Linked DNA regions of Homo sapiens: regions 2 and 3 are each linked to region 1. Evidence: chromatin contacts called from ENCODE Hi-C data. All regions are on one chromosome and are shown on one strand. Each heading gives the region's core, a stretch centred on a gene start or an enhancer-like site at or near the end of the contact. The rest is flanking DNA. Distances are from core to core; before and after follow the strand shown.

Region 1 (4,925 bases), core at 671-3,170:
TTTTGTCTCTATGGATTTGTCTATTCTGTACTTTGCATGTAAATGATAGCATACAGTTTATGTGGTCTTTTGTTCCTGGCTTCTTTCACTTAGAATAATGTTTTTAGGGTTATTCATATTGTAGCATGTATCAGTACTTCATTTCCTTTTCATGGCTGAATAATATTTCATTGTAAGGACACACCACTTTTGTTTATCTATTCGTCAGTTGATTATCAATCAATACTGAGTACCGTTTATATGCAAGACAGTCTGCAGGGCTGTCCAGGGGATGGACATGAGAGAGAAAGGACAGTTCTCCAATAGTACAGGAAATCAAGAAGAGGTGATGGAGAACACAGCGCCTGGCACAAAGCAGAATGAGTGAGTGAATGAATGAATGAAAGCCCGCACACAGGAAAAGAAACTTAACTTGTAGAGGCAGCATGTGCTGGTGCCCCGTGTCGGGGTGGATGACGCTGCCCAAGTTCAGGACCAGCAGTGATAGTCACTCACTCAGGTGTGAGAGGCTTTACTGTAAGTTGGGTCTGGGCCCTGGGGTCTCCAGAGATTAATCAGACATGACCCATGCCATGGAGCTCATAGACTGTGAAGAAGGCAAAACAGGGCGTGGATCATAGATGACATTCAATAGTGGGGGAGGGAGGGGGCAGTAGTGGGTAGAGAGGAAGACCCTTTCTGGCTAAGAGGTCAGGAAAGATGTAGGAGGAGGCAGCATTGGAGCTAGGCTTAGCAGCTTGGGTAGGACTTAAAGAATGAATGAAAGACCACACACAGAGGAAAAGAAAGAGTTAAATGGCGGATAGACAATGGGAGCAAGTTACCAAAAACTAGGGACAGAAATGTGTAAGATGGGCTCAGGGACAGAGTTCCAGGACACCTGTTTTACTGAGGTCAGTTGTTCTCCACCCTGGCTGCACATCAGAGTCATCTGGATGCTTAAAAAAATACCAAAGGCTGGGTCCTGCCCCTAGAGATTCTGTTTTATTTGACCTGTTTTGGGGGTGAGTCTAAGTAGTGATATTTATTAAAAGCTCCCCAGGTGATTCTAATGAGCAACCAGAGTTCAAAACCACTGACTCAGAGGATTCAAGAGAGACAGTTGGCCATTAGCCTGGAGCATGAGGTTGGGAGTGGACTGTACACGGGTGGACCACATCATTTATTCTCCAAACTGGGATACATTTTTGCATGAAGCAGGGTGCTATGAATTATTATGCCAAGACAGCAGATATAAACTAGATCATCCAAAACAAAGTGGGGTGTATGTCCACCCTAACCGTGGAAGAACTTGAATGCAGGCTATGGGATTTGGACTTCACCTTATCACAAATGGGAGCTACTGAAGGTTTGGAGCAGACAACTGACACCTAATAAAATGGGAGGCGGGAAGGCAGAGGAATGTGGGGAGGATTGGGCTGGGGAAATGAGGAGACAGAAAAAGTGTGTGCATGAGAAGTACTCCCCCAAGCCCACTCCAAATAAACCTTCAATTTAAATAAAAATCGTGTGCTTGCTGGGCAGCGGCTGCTTCAAGACAAGTCATTGCCTTCTCCTCCTCCTACGTGAAAACTGAAGTGGGGTGTTTGGGCTTCCCCTAGCACCCGAGACACCTCTCTGGGAGATCCCCTAAGGGCTGTTCGCATGGACAATTTCCTCTGCTCATTTGTGAACTGTGAAAACTCCAGGCAGCCTCTCTGGAGAGGCCCAAGGGAAGGACTCCTCCATGTCCCCTGGTGCCCTTGCCCTGGGACTTGGCTGTCCCAGCTCTACAATGTCCAGGCCACTCCCCCGCACTTCTGCCTTTTGGAGAGACCCTGTGTCCTCTTGCTCCTCCTCCAGCTTCCGGATCACTGGGAGGTGCTGCTGTCGTGGCTTTTTCCCTCCATTTGTCAGGCTCACAGGGCTTGTCAGGTGAGATATACACTTGTCCCACCCAGCCCGAGGCCAGAAAACTGGGTGTGTTTGGCTGTGAGCCCAGTGAGAGTGGGCCATCTCTGAGCGTGGGTGCTTCTCTTCCCAGAGTCTGGCATCCACAGACAGTGTTGGCCAGGCCTGCCCACAGTGTTGACTGGCATTTGGACTGGCACCTTCAATGTCCCCTGACCCCCCAGTGCAGAAAGCACTGGCCTAAGGACTGGAGCAGGGGAAGGGAAGATGCAGACCATCCGTCCTCCCACCCCCCACACCAGGCTGTGCTCCCTATCAGAATCCAGCAAAGCACAGAGGAGTGCCCTAATGCCAAACACAGGTCCACAGGTGGGGTGGGATGGCGGGAAAGGAGAGAAGCTGGAAAGAATGAACAGCTCCCACACTCAACATCCCCTTCCTTTTCCTTTTCTTTCCATCTGGGAAAATATATTTAATTCTCTCAAATGATCTCACAATATCAACACATAAGCACAGACCAAACTACCCACCCCTTGCATTCCCAGCGTCGGTGGTCCAGGAGGGAACTGACTGCAGAGACTGTTCCAGCCCCGCTCCTGCCATGCCCCTGAGTTGACAGGGAGAGGTCTCCCTAACCCAGGCAGCAGAGGACAAAATGTGGCAGTCTCTGGCCTGAATCCAGTAAGCAGTGCTCAATCCAGCCACCCCTAGGCTGCATGGCCTCAGGGCTGGGACTGGGGACGGGAAGTCTCAGTTCCTCCTAGCAAGAGAGGAATGCCCAACGCAAGAAGGAAATGCTTTGTGATAAATGTCCAGTGCTAGAGGCTGGGCTCTTTCAAGAAGTGAGTAATCTCAATGTTGTCATCTGGCGAATGGGTGTATGGCAAGTTTCCTGGTTCGGAACTTTTCTTTCTTTTTAATAAAAGTTGCCATCAGCTCCTTCTTTATCCAGCTGGTTAAGAACAGGTCTTCTTTGTTCAGGAAACTGTCCTTTGAGTGGTCCCTCTTGGCTATTCACATGTTAGGCTAGTGGGGCAAGGGGGAACTGGTTCCTGGGTGGCCTGAGGAGTGCAGGACCCTCTAGTCCCTACATGGAAGAGCAGGGAGATAATTTGCTTGGGGCCAAGGAACATCTGGGAAGAAAGAGATGAAGACAAAGACGTTTGCCGTGTTAAAGTTGGAATTTTCCTGATGAAGTTTGAGATGAAGTGCCCCAGGAATAGAATCCCCACAGCCCCTCAAGGGAATGGCACCAGGAAGAAAGGGGGTCAGAGTTGGTGACCAGGCTCAACCCCAGGGCCTCCATATTCCTGTGGCATGGAGTGTGGCTGAGGACAGAAGCCCTCCTGGGCTCAGCTCTACCAGGGCTGTGCGCTATTTGGGAGCCTGGCTAACCTTGGAAGTATGAGCTTACAAGAGCAGTGGCCTTGGAGCCCAAAGTTGGCACACCTCTGTGGACCACATAAGGGTCAGGACCAGTGAGGCAGGATCTCATCAGACTTTGCAAGACCATTTTCTTTAGAGACACATGGTACTGTGCAAGAAACAATGGAAATCAGGACCTCCTGACTCTCCAGTTTCTCTCTGATTGCCATTTGCAATCAGAATTACCTGTAGGACCAAGTTTGGCCCCAATTTCCTTGGGGGAGTGGGTGAGGAATAAGGGGTAAGAAGGGGTAAAGAGGCATGACTTCCTGTTAATATGGGCGTATGGGAGCTCAAGCAATTATTGAATAAATAAGAGGGATTACATTTGCACCCCAAACTGGGGAACTGTGCTTGCTTAGGAAAAAGCCCAGAAAGTTATACAACAAAAAGTTATTAGTCATTGCCTCCAGCTGGTAAGATATCAAGGGATGCCCTTCTTTTTCCTTTCTATATATCTGTATTTTCTGTTTTCTCCCCATGGTGATTATGAAGTGATTTGAGTTATTAAAAACACTTTACAGTAGCTCAAAAAAACTATTATTATGTAGAGGCCCCAAGAAAAAGCACATTATGTCTGCTTTCATTTATTCCAAGAGGTAGAGAAGAATATATTATGTTTTGGAAAGATTTTTCTTAATCCAAGTGGTTAAAAGAGAAAAGTTAGGTGCCTACTGATATGTGTTCAATTGCCTGGAAAAAAAATCAATTACATGGCAGTTTAACCTGCGGTGATGAGAGAGCCCAAGCCACACATGGACTCATTCAAGGGGCTGGGAAGACAAGATTCGGGTGGGGCAAGTCGTGAACAGGATTTTCAGGTCTCTATGGGGTTGCCCTAGGGTAGAGGGAGCCCAGGGCCTATCATGTGCAGAAGTTACAAGTGACCAAACCAAGCAGGCCATAAAAGGCAGGCATTTCCAGCAGCCTGGCAGGCACGTCCCTGAATGGAATGTCTTAGGAGATGCTGTAATGAAATGACCTCAAACTTCTATCAACAAAGATGTTTTGTCTGCTGGTTATTATGTCATCATCAACATGACGGGAAAGTCTGTGAGGATGAGGAATAAGGAGAGAAATGGTGGGACAACTGAGCCAGCCAAGAGACCCCTAAGAGAGAAGATAAGGAGGGCATGGCCCGTTTGAAAGGGTGGGTGTCCAGTTGGTGTAGACATGAAGAGATAGGGAGGTCTGGCTGGTGTAGAAATGGGAAGGCAGGGGGAGGGGAGGGTCACCTCAGAAACAGGAGCTTCGGGAAAGGGAGTGTGACATTCAAGCACTAGACCCTCTAATGCATACCTGCAAATTAGTGCCACCTCGCCCTAGGGGATGTGGGTGAGTGGAAAGTGAGCTGGATTTCATTCCTCCACTTGCTTCCTTGGCCATCTGCCCTTGTTCAGTAGACAATCCACACACATGTACCTGGGGGCCCAGGGCAGCCACAGCACAGTAATAAATGTGTTGTCAGTCTGCAAATCACCTCAGTCAGCAGCTGGGGTACAGGAGCAGGATGAGACCTCGGTGAGGAGGCCAGCCACCATGCATGGCATGGTAACAGTGCCCAGGGAAGCAGGCTGAGGTCCAGGGCAGAGTTCTAAGGCCAGTGGTGG
Region 2 (4,925 bases), core at 1,678-4,177, 430 kb before region 1:
GCCAGGCCCTGGTCCTGGAGGGAGGGTATTCCCGTGGGACTTGTGGGTAGGTGACTTGGTATTGGTTTTCCTCTTGTCACAGGGTCCCAGGCAGCTCAGTGGGCCCCCACCTCCCAGAAAGAGTATGGGTTATGGAGGACTAGGGAGAAAACACAAATGACCCCATTGAGCCTGGTATGCCGGGGGGCTTCCAAGGCAAACAATGGCTCTCTGTGTCTGGTTTCTCTGAGGGCCGGAAGTCTCCAATGCATGGCCAACTGATGAGTCATGCAGGATATCTCCTGGGCCCAGCTTTGTTGTGCCGGAGGATCTTTCAGCCCAGCCTGAAATGGCAGATGATCTCATCAGGCTGGATCTGGGGAAGCCCTGTCTCTCGAAGTCCCGGTAGGCTCACGGCCCACTAACAGCCAGGAGGCTGGATGCTCTGGCCTTGAGACAGTTCCCGGAGGCACCCTATAGATGCTGGGCAGCTGCCGCCAACCCTCAGCCAGCTCGGATGGAGCCAGCCTGGAGGAAAAGGCTCCTGTGCTCATGGAACCCAGGGAAACCCCCGCTTTGTTCTCTCTGGACACAGCACGTGTCTGGTGGCCGCCCAGCCTCAGCTGTGTCCTGTAGAGTTTCCTGGACTTAACAGAAGCCTCCAGATGAGCATATTAGGAGTGCCCCAGGGAGGACTGACCTGAGACCGGAAGGAAGTCAAGGGCTTCAGTGGCCACCAAACCTGGCTCAGCCTGTGAGGCTTGGGAGGGGACACCGCCTGACTTTCCACTTGGCTGCCTTCAACAGAGGTTTCAGAAACAGAAAGCCTTGTAGTACTGAGGCTATTTTTAATGTTTTGAACCTGGACATTGCTGTTACTGTTGATGTTTCATGTACACCCCACTGGTTGATACAGAGCATGGCTCCAGAGTCACAGCTACACACCCAGGGACTCTGGCCTTGAGCAAATTACTTTCCCATTCTGAGCCTCAGTTTCCTCCCCTGTCCAGTGCAGGTGGCAGTACTGCTCCCAGGGCTGTCATGAGCATGTAGGAGATTGCCTACGCCCAGTGCCTCACCCATGGCCAGCCCTCAGTGAATGGTGGTCCTCTCTCTTCTCTTCATTCCTCTTGAGCTTTGAAGAGGTTCTTGGCTGGGCATCTATTCTTATTCACCTCCCAGAGGGTCTGGCCTGAACATGTTCCTTGGGAATGCCCATCTTTCCTCGGGATATAGGTGGTGTGTGGGGCTGCCTGCGAGAGCCTCCGGGCAAGAACTGCCCCGGTTGTCCAAGGGCCAAAGATGGTGTCATCACTGCCCTCAGCTGGGGCTCTACTTCTGGTTGGTTACCATGGTGAGCAACTTTTCAGAGGACAGCCCAGAGAGACATGCTAGGGTAGAGCCTCAGGGCCCAGGTAATAGGTGTGGGGCTCTGCCCTGAAAACCATGGAGACCAAGTCCCCTCCTATGAAGACTGCATCCCATCCCGCCTCTGAGGGCAGCCCTGGAGCCACTTAGGAGCCACAGGTAGGACGCTAGGCACTGGTCAAGAGAGGCTGTTCCCACCCCCACCCTGTGCCACTCTCCCGAGCCCTGATTCAAGGGCACAGCCACGTGAGCCTGCTTCCTGCACCCCTTGCCAGGGATCAGCAAGTTGCCTGAGGGGACATGATGCAGCTTGGAGTGTTCCATGCCAGAGGTCCCCAGCCGGCTGGATCATGATGAGACATCAGGCACGTTACTCAGTCTTTGCAGATCCATGGCCCCTGGCCACAACCTACTCAGCTGTGAAGGGGGTTGAAGTCACACTGGACAGGCTTGAGGAACGAGTGCCCTGAGGCAGGCCTGGAAATGTGTTTGCAGGTGGTTCTGATACATCAGCATATGAATCATTGATCTGATCAGTATAACAGAACCCTGGAAGCCCAATCCCCATCCAGCCCCAGTGCCGGGGAGTGTAGCTTAGACAATACCCCCTCATACTTTAATCTGCTGCTCCAAGAATGCGACCTAGCCTGAGGTTCAGAGGCCTGGCAATTCCAGCTCATGCACCCGGCCTGAGTTGGTCTGGCCTCTGCTTGCCTCCATCTCTGGACCCTCTCTCCCTCCCAGGCTGCAGCCACAGACAGGCACTCTTACGCTCCCAGATGGCGGTGCTGGGAGGTGCCCCTCACCTTGGGCCTGGAGGCTCTTTCTTCCTATGCCCCTGGTGGAGCTGGGGGGACACCTCCAAGCCGCTAACATGTCACAGGAAATGCAGGGAGACAGGAAGATTGCATGGTCTAGAACTTCTCTCTGGGAGATCGCTGCACTTGTTTCAAAGGAAGCCCTGGACAAGGCCCTTGGGGTAAAACAACCCCAAGAATCATGCTCTTCCCCAGCCAATGGTTGGGAAGCTTTTTAAGGAGTCCAGGCCTACTAGCCTTGGGTCTTTCTGAAGGGCTGGGTTTGGGCTGGGACTGAACCTCCTGGGTCCATCAGGAGGGTCCCCCTTTCCCACCCTCTCCCCACTCAGCTCCCAGGCCCTCCCCGATACGGAAATATTAACTCAATTGTACATGAATATCAGTGTGTCATGCCCCCAGTCCTTAATCTCCCTGGAACCCCAAGTCCTTCACTTGCCCTGGGCCACCCCACATCTCCATCTAGGCCCAGTGACAAGCCCTTGTTTACTCTGAAAACCCAACTCAAACGGCAATTCCCTTGTAAATTCTCCCATAAATTTCCTTGTAAATACTCTTCCCAGGTAAATTCCCAGGGCATTCCCAGGAACCATCCATCCTAGACATCCCAATGGGAAAAGATTTGTAAGTGGGAATTCTGTTCCCCATCATTTGTTTGCCACTGACCAAAAGGATATGACTAGGTGTCCTTCAATTCTTAGAAAGCAACTGCTTCTATACGTAACCGAAACAGAAACAGAAACTTCAGCCTGCATAGTCCCTCTGGTGATAAGTTCAGCTTCCGGGAGGCAGGCAAGACCCAAGAAATAGTGTAGACTCAGTGTGACAGGTCAACTTCCATTTCTGTTGTGGAATAAAAAGTCCCTAGATTGTGGGCCCCATTAAGGGTACCATTCAAGGCCTCCGTCTCTCTCAGAACTTCTGGGGGTAGCAGTATTTGTTGGCACCTGCCATATGCCAGGCACTTTACAGTACAATGAGGGAGGCGATCCTGTTCCCACTTTAGAGAGAAGGTCGTGTAGCTAGAATGTGGCAGATTCCAGCCCTCCTCTGATATTTTCAGGCTCTAGACTAGAGCCTCAGGGAGGTCTCAGGCCAGAGAGGAGATAAGACTGCAAAGCATGGAAAACGGGACGCCTGAGCTAAGCCCTCAGTGGCAGGAGGAGCTGTACTGGGCAGGCTTCTCAGAGGAGGTGAGGTTCCAGCTGGTTCTCTGAGGACAGGAAAAGAGGAGGAACACATAGAGTCCATATGAAGGAAACAACTTAGGCAAAGATTGAGCAGAAAGAAACCTCACATAGCCGGGTGCAATGGCTCACACCTATAATCCCAGAACACTTTGGAGGCCGAGGTAGGAGGATCACTTGAGCCTAGGAGTTCAGGACCAGCCTGGACAACACGGTGAGATCCTATCTCTACAAAAACTAAAAGAAAATTAGCCAGTCATGGTGACATATACCTGTAGTCCCAGCTACTTGGGAGGCTAAAACAGGAGGATCGGGAGATTGAGGTTGCAGTGAGCTGCGGTCATGCCACTGCACTCCAGCCTGGGAGAGAACAAGACCCTGTCTCAAAAAACAAAACAAAACAAAACAAAGATGGAAATGGGTGGGACAGGTTTTTCAGGTCCCCCTCCCCAGTCCCCTTCCCCCATTGCCTGTCAGGAACTTCTCAAGCATTCATTTTTATAAATAGCTACCTTTTAAAAAGCAACTCCTCATGTGTGGGTATCAGGGCCTAACAGTCACTCACATTGTAAATTAATTTCCCAGCTGCTCCTGTCCTCCCTTGCTGGGGTAGCCTGAAGGGGGGGGGGGGGGTGGAACCAAGGAGACAGAGGCGTTGCTGCCAGGCCCCCGTGTGGAAGAGCCCAGGCACATGGGCCAGGCCCGTGGATAAGGAATGCCGGGCCTTGAGGCACAAACCTGGAGAGGGGAGGAGGCAGGAGGCACACTGTGGCTTTCTCCCCAGTGCCTGGCTCCTCACCTGGCATGTGGCGGGGCCTCCAGGGATGCTGCAAGAGGGACTTACTACCCTTTGGGAGTCTAAAATATGTGGGCAGAGTGTGGCTGGGCAGCCAGGGAACTGGGCTGCATGTTGAGACCAAACAGGGTCTTGGAGTGTCAGAGCTAGAGAGGAAGGGGTGGGCCCTTTTTGGTATTTTCTGATTGTCAGAGTCAGCTGATGGGTTGAAATAAGCCCAGGAGGCTTTGGACTAGGGCTTCCAGGCTCAGGGATTGACACTATGTGTCTCTGGCCTTCCTGTCCCTAGCCCTGCCTGTCCAGGCTGCGGCCCTGATTCAGGTAAATGTCCCACCAGGCTCCTCACCCTTGGAACGAGGCCTAGAGCTCAGCAAATGCTTCCCTTGAGGGTGTGAATGACCACAGGACAAAACTCCAGAGCCCATTGTTCCAAAAGTTCCAGAGAAATCCAAACAAATGCCCAACAACAATATGGGGGTGAGTAGCAAGTGCAGAAAAGTCCCGGGCTTTGTCCTTAGGCATCCAGACGTTTACGTTGTCTGCATTAATGAGCTAGGAAATGGTTCTTTTTACGCCAGTAATAACAACCACTCCTGTGTTCTCATTTAATCCTGGCAAAAACCAAGTAAGGCCAACATTATCATCCCAGTTATGCAGAGGAGGGGATTGAGGCTCCAAGAGGACCCCTGATTTCCCCACAGTTCCACGGTTAGTAGATAACCATGCTGGTACTTGAACCCAGGGTCCCGACTTCTCTCCTAGCTCAGTTCAGTGGATCTG
Region 3 (4,925 bases), core at 992-3,491, 380 kb before region 1:
TGCATGATCTTCCCCATATCTCACTTTCCTTAGCTAGAAAATGGGATGATTAGGTGCCTGTAGAGCCATTGTTAGGCTTCAATGAGTTAATTCTTGTGAAGTGCTTGGACCCCTGCCCACGACATGATAAGCACTGAGCATGTTAACTATTATAATTTTATCAGTGACACAGGGAAATGAGGATACAAAATAATATGAAGTGAAAAAAAAAAATCAGAAGACAAAATAGCCCAGGCTCTGTTTCCCAGGCCACAAGAGCTGATTCCAGAAGCCTCTGGAGTTGAGCCAAGGAGAGGCAGGGGGCAGGGTGTGCAGAGCCACCCTCGCAGGCCTTTAGCTTCAGTCCTGGGGAAAGCCACACATCCTGGCACTCTGCTTACCGAGGGTGGCTCCCCACCCATCCGCTAAGCCACCACCTGGCCAGGCCTGGGGGCAGGCTCCCGGCTGTAAACCCCAGGGGTCTGAGTGTTGATTCCAAAGCACCTTCACCATTTTCCCCAGGGATGCTGTGGGCTAGAAACTTCTGCCTCAATGTCTCAGAGTTCCTGGGGAGGATCAGATGAGCCCCCAGTCCAGTGAATTCAAACCTTCAAAGTATGGACTTTAATAAGGACCAAAAGTCAGGTTAAAGGGATGTAGTTAGAGTCCCCTATTTGTTGGTTCTTTTTTTTTTCTGCAAATTTTCAAAACACCCCTTTGTGATCTCTTATTTTCTCTGTCCCCAGCTGGATGTGCAGTCTTGAAGGAATCCTACGCTTCATGAATGAGGATTTGACATCTGGCAGAGGTCTTTATGAACACATTTATGATCATCCTTCAAAGCAACCACATGAAATGGGCCAGGGGCTTGTTCTCTTTTAGCAGACAGACGGGTTGAGTCACCACAAGATGCTGTTATGGTTTAAATGTGTGGAGCTATATATATACATACACACATACACATGTATATATCAATCAAGCTATACTTATCCCCAATAACAGAGAGGAAAAATATATTATTAGAATAAGAGCCGCATATTTTGGAAAACTTACCATGTGCCAGAGACTGTTCTAATTATTTTATAAACATGTCTCTTGTGGTTTTCAAGATAACTATAGAAGGTAACTATTATTACTTTTTAACAAATGAAAGCAAACCTCAGGTTAAGTGACTGGCCCAAGGTCACACAGCAAGCAGTGACAGAGCTAAGTTGCGCTGGCTCTAAAGACCATGTGTTATCAACAGCGTCCTCCTGCCTTCTTATGAAATGGAATCCATATCAAACTGCTAAGCTTTGTTTTTAGCAAATAACATGACTGTCTGGGCTGTGGGCTTAAGGAACAGTGAGTTTGGGGGCAAAGGTCACCCTCTAATAGTGCTTCATAATATTTCTCCCAGAGAAAGACTCTGGAGCCAGGCAGATCTGGATCCAGATTCCAGTTCTGCCACTTCCTAGCTGTGTCCTCTCACTGAGCTCTCAGAGGCCTCCTTGGCCCGCATGCTCAGTGGAGTGTCTGGTTGGCCCCGCAGCCCTTGTGTCCAGATCTGCTGGGCGACACAGTGCCTGGCTGTGCCCTGCAGAGGCTTTCCTGTCCCTGGCTCCCATGCTTCCCCTGAGGAGAGCAGGCGATGGGTGTCAGCTTATGTGAGCCCTTTGGTTGCATGGATCGGGTGAAAAACAGACAGAGCTGAAGAATTTGAACTGAGATGTCAATTGTGGAGCAGGATTACTCATAGCAGCCACCGCCCACTAGGCCAGAACACCTTCGTTTAAACAAACCAACATCCCAGGGGACAGTGCCTGTTGAGCAAGCTGCTGAGAGCCCTTCACTAGTGCTGAGTCCTCAGGCCTGCAGGGGACACTCCACATCTGACCCTGCAGGAGAGCGGTGTCCAGGAGCAGGCACCTCAGATCCATCCAAGTCACACAGGGAGGCCAGAAGGGCAGCGGGGACACTGAACGCTCTACACGTCCTGAGGTCCCTGACCTCATAGGCTGGAGGGGAGCATTTGCTTTGTCTTGTGGAAAGTCCCCAAGTGGATGGGCTAACAATCGATTCCAGTTGCACCCACGCTGCTAACTCTGGCCATGTTTCCTATACTTCCGTTCCTGTGATCCATCTCTTGCCCCTTCCAGATCAGACAGTGACCTCCCGGGCCTCCTGGGGATGCAGTTGTCCTCCCTGCACTCAGATCTGGAGCTGCTGCTTCCTAGCGGAGGAGTCAGCCTACCGAGCCAGGCCGTTGTCAAGCCCTGAGCCCTCCCCACTTCCGCCTCTGCCCGCTTTCCTGTCCCAGCTGTGAGCCTCTCCGGGGACTCATTTAAACTGAAGACAATTGCCTCAGATAAAGAACAACTGGCCTCCTCCCTATGTGGCTAAAATTATCAAAAACCGAAGAGGGCGTTGCTGACCTCAGCCTTCCCCAGCCTTTCTCCTGCCTTGGTCCACTTGAATATCCCTCTGGGAGCCTGTGACAGCTGCCTACGTGGGACCCCACACAGAAACGGGGCTGAAGAAGGCAGTCCCAGCCTCGCAAGGCATTCAGTTCCTGCAGTGTCTGCAGCCAAATCCCAAGATAGAGCCAGTCTGCTTGGTTCCCTGGCCCCAGGTTTCTCAGAGCTCCTCCGGCAGCCCAGGAGGCTGAGCTGCACTGCCTGCATTTCCTGGCTTCACATCACGTACACATAGAGCTTGGGGCCCGGGCAACCATGGCATGGAAGCCCAGACCACCTAAATTCTTCCTTAGGACCACCAGTGCCATTGCCTCAGCCATAACCCCCTGAGACTCCTCGCGGACCAGCATGGCGACTGGTCCCACAACCATCTCCATGCCTGCTTCCTCTTCCCCATTCAAGCTTCTCAACATCTGTCATTCTTGGTGTTAGCTATATCCCAGCTCCTGTATTATTCCATTGCATCCAGAATGCTTTGAGGAAGGAATGTCATAGACCCCCTTTTTTAACCCCCTCTTCCCAGAGAGATGTGCTCAGGAATAGGTGCCCAACAGGAAGTATTTGATTGAGAGCTTATTTGTCCCTCCAGGAGATATTCAAGGAGAGCCCCCATCCAGACCCCAAGCGAGAAGAGCTACCGTGTCTCACAGGGCCCACAGCCCATCACCCACATCATCCCACGGAGGGCGGGGATTATGCCCAGTGTGCAGAAGGGTTGACAAAGGCCAGGTAGGGGAAGTGGCTGGCTCTGCTTACATGGACCCAAGACTCACTCCAGAACCCCTGACCTTCCGCTGAAGGATCTTTGCACCAACTCTCCTGGCCCCAGTGGGTCTGGCTCACCAGAAGTTAGGCCTGGAAGGGAGGAGGCTGGGTGGGGGGACATAGAAGGCAAAAGCAGCAGTGTCCTCACATGGAACTGTTCCTCCAGGTCCTTTCCCTGGGACCCCTCCCTGGAGAGCTCTCCCTGCTCTCTCTGGCTTCCTTTCCCTTCTGTCAACCCTAATAGCATAGGTTTTGGTGTCAGGCAGTCCTGCGTTGGAATCTCAGATTCCCAGGGACAGTCATGATTTATACGTGTTGTCCCGGTATACTAATACATCAAGGCTCCTTGTCACCCTCAAACATGCGCATTAGGACCATGCATCATGTGTCCCGCTTACAAAGACAGAAGGCAAGGTCTGTGGACAGCTGGAGGATGACCTAGTTAGGGAGCCTCTAGGAACCCATCTAGTTCTGCGATGGAGGGGAACAGAGAATGGGGTGTTTCCCTGATGACCCTGCTGTGGAGGAGCTGGCTGCTTCTGCAGGGAGATGCTGCAGCCCCAGAAGGAAGCCCTGGCCATGTGTCTCAAGTTGCTTTGCAAAACAAGCACCAGGAAAGAAAAACAGCATCTATATTTCCCTGAGGTGGGCCAGCATCCAGAGGCTGAAGGCACCTGGGGATAGGGACACTACATCACACACTTCAGGGGGTGCCAGTCATGTCACGGTCTGTGTGAACGGTGCCTCCTGGGAATGTACAGCTCCCAGCCTGCTCACTGCAAAGCAGGAATTGGTGAGCTGTGACTAGATGATGTCAGAGAGCAAGAATAAGTAAGGACCAGGAAAGCTACAAAATATAGAAGACTACATCTTTTTTAAATTAATTAATTAGTTAATTTATTTATTTATTTATTATGTTTTGAGACAGAGCCTTGCTCTGTTGCTCAGGCTGGAGTGCAGTGGTATGATCTCTGCTCACTGCAACCTCCATCTACCAGGTTCAAGCAACTCTCCTGCCTCAGCCTCCTGAGTAGCTGGGATTACAGGCGCTCATCACCATGCCCAGCTAATTTTTGTATTTTTAGTAGAGACAGGGTTTCACCATGTTTGCCAGGCTGGTCTCAAACTCCTGACCTTGTGATCCATCTGCCTCAGCCTCCCAAAGTGCTGGGATTACAGGCATGAGCCACCATGCCCAGCCGAAAGCCTACATCTTTAAGGAGAGGAATCATTCTGTCTGGGGAGGAACTCCTTTAAATCAGTTCAACTCAACTCATATGAACAAATATTGATCATGCAATTACTGTGCGCTCTGCTGGGCAAGGCCATTATGGTGGGGGTGGCGGTGGGGTGATCAGGCATCCTGATCAGGCAGGGGTGATCAGGCAGGCGGTGGGGTGATCAGGCATTGAGAAGCTCATAGGACAGGAGGGGAGTGCGCAGGGTCTGTCCCTTCCTCTCCCCAGGCAGAGTGGAACTAAGGCAGGAGGAGGTGCAGGGCAGGATGGGAACAGGGGCGGGGTGTAGGGTAGGGTGTGTTGGCTCAGCCAACACTGTTCACGTTTCACAGAACAGGGGCACACACACTGGGGCCCCTGAGTGGTTTGGGTGTAGTGGTACAGATATTCAGGGGCAATCATCATAGCCACAGAGCCAGGGCTCTTGAGAGCTGGATCAGCATCCAGGAATCCCAGTGTCTAGGAATCCAGCAACAGCCCAGGGCCA

Evidence for each region. A loop is a pair of places that touch in the nucleus more often than their neighbours do. Pooled maps may share reads with other maps.
Region 2: a loop to region 1 is called in a pooled map, with 4 times the contacts of the local background. The contact joins two enhancer-like sites. A Hi-C loop is called at or near these places in 3 of 37 single-sample maps with no recorded cell type and 2 of 50 pooled maps.
Region 3: a pooled map shows a loop between it and region 1 (2.9-fold over the local background). The contact joins two enhancer-like sites. A Hi-C loop is called at or near these places in 2 of 37 single-sample maps with no recorded cell type and 2 of 50 pooled maps.

The regions. Positions count from the first base shown.
Region 1 is chr2:20,142,773-20,147,697 of GRCh38, reverse strand. No RefSeq gene overlaps it. Among named protein-coding and RNA genes, the nearest start is that of SDC1, 80 kb to the left of the region's middle. RefSeq lists enhancers at 1,634-1,713, 1,924-2,083. Within about 2 kb of position 1,920, at least 6 of the 41 ENCODE cell types and tissues checked have a DNase peak (open chromatin) inside an H3K27ac peak, as active enhancers do.
Region 2 is chr2:20,574,818-20,579,742 of GRCh38, reverse strand. It overlaps a transcript of HS1BP3 not described here. Among named protein-coding and RNA genes, the nearest start is that of HS1BP3-IT1, 15 kb to the left of the region's middle. RefSeq lists enhancers at 153-212, 403-732, 1-910, 2,832-2,971, 4,079-4,579 and 1 more. Within about 2 kb of position 2,927, at least 10 of the 41 ENCODE cell types and tissues checked have a DNase peak (open chromatin) inside an H3K27ac peak, as active enhancers do.
Region 3 is chr2:20,522,272-20,527,196 of GRCh38, reverse strand. It overlaps LOC102724948 (a long non-coding RNA gene), which reads left to right. Exons shown (of 3, transcript XR_939794.3): 3 at 726-1,031. Among named protein-coding and RNA genes, the nearest start is that of HS1BP3-IT1, 68 kb to the left of the region's middle. RefSeq lists an enhancer at 1,914-2,213. Within about 2 kb of position 2,241, at least 13 of the 41 ENCODE cell types and tissues checked have a DNase peak (open chromatin) inside an H3K27ac peak, as active enhancers do.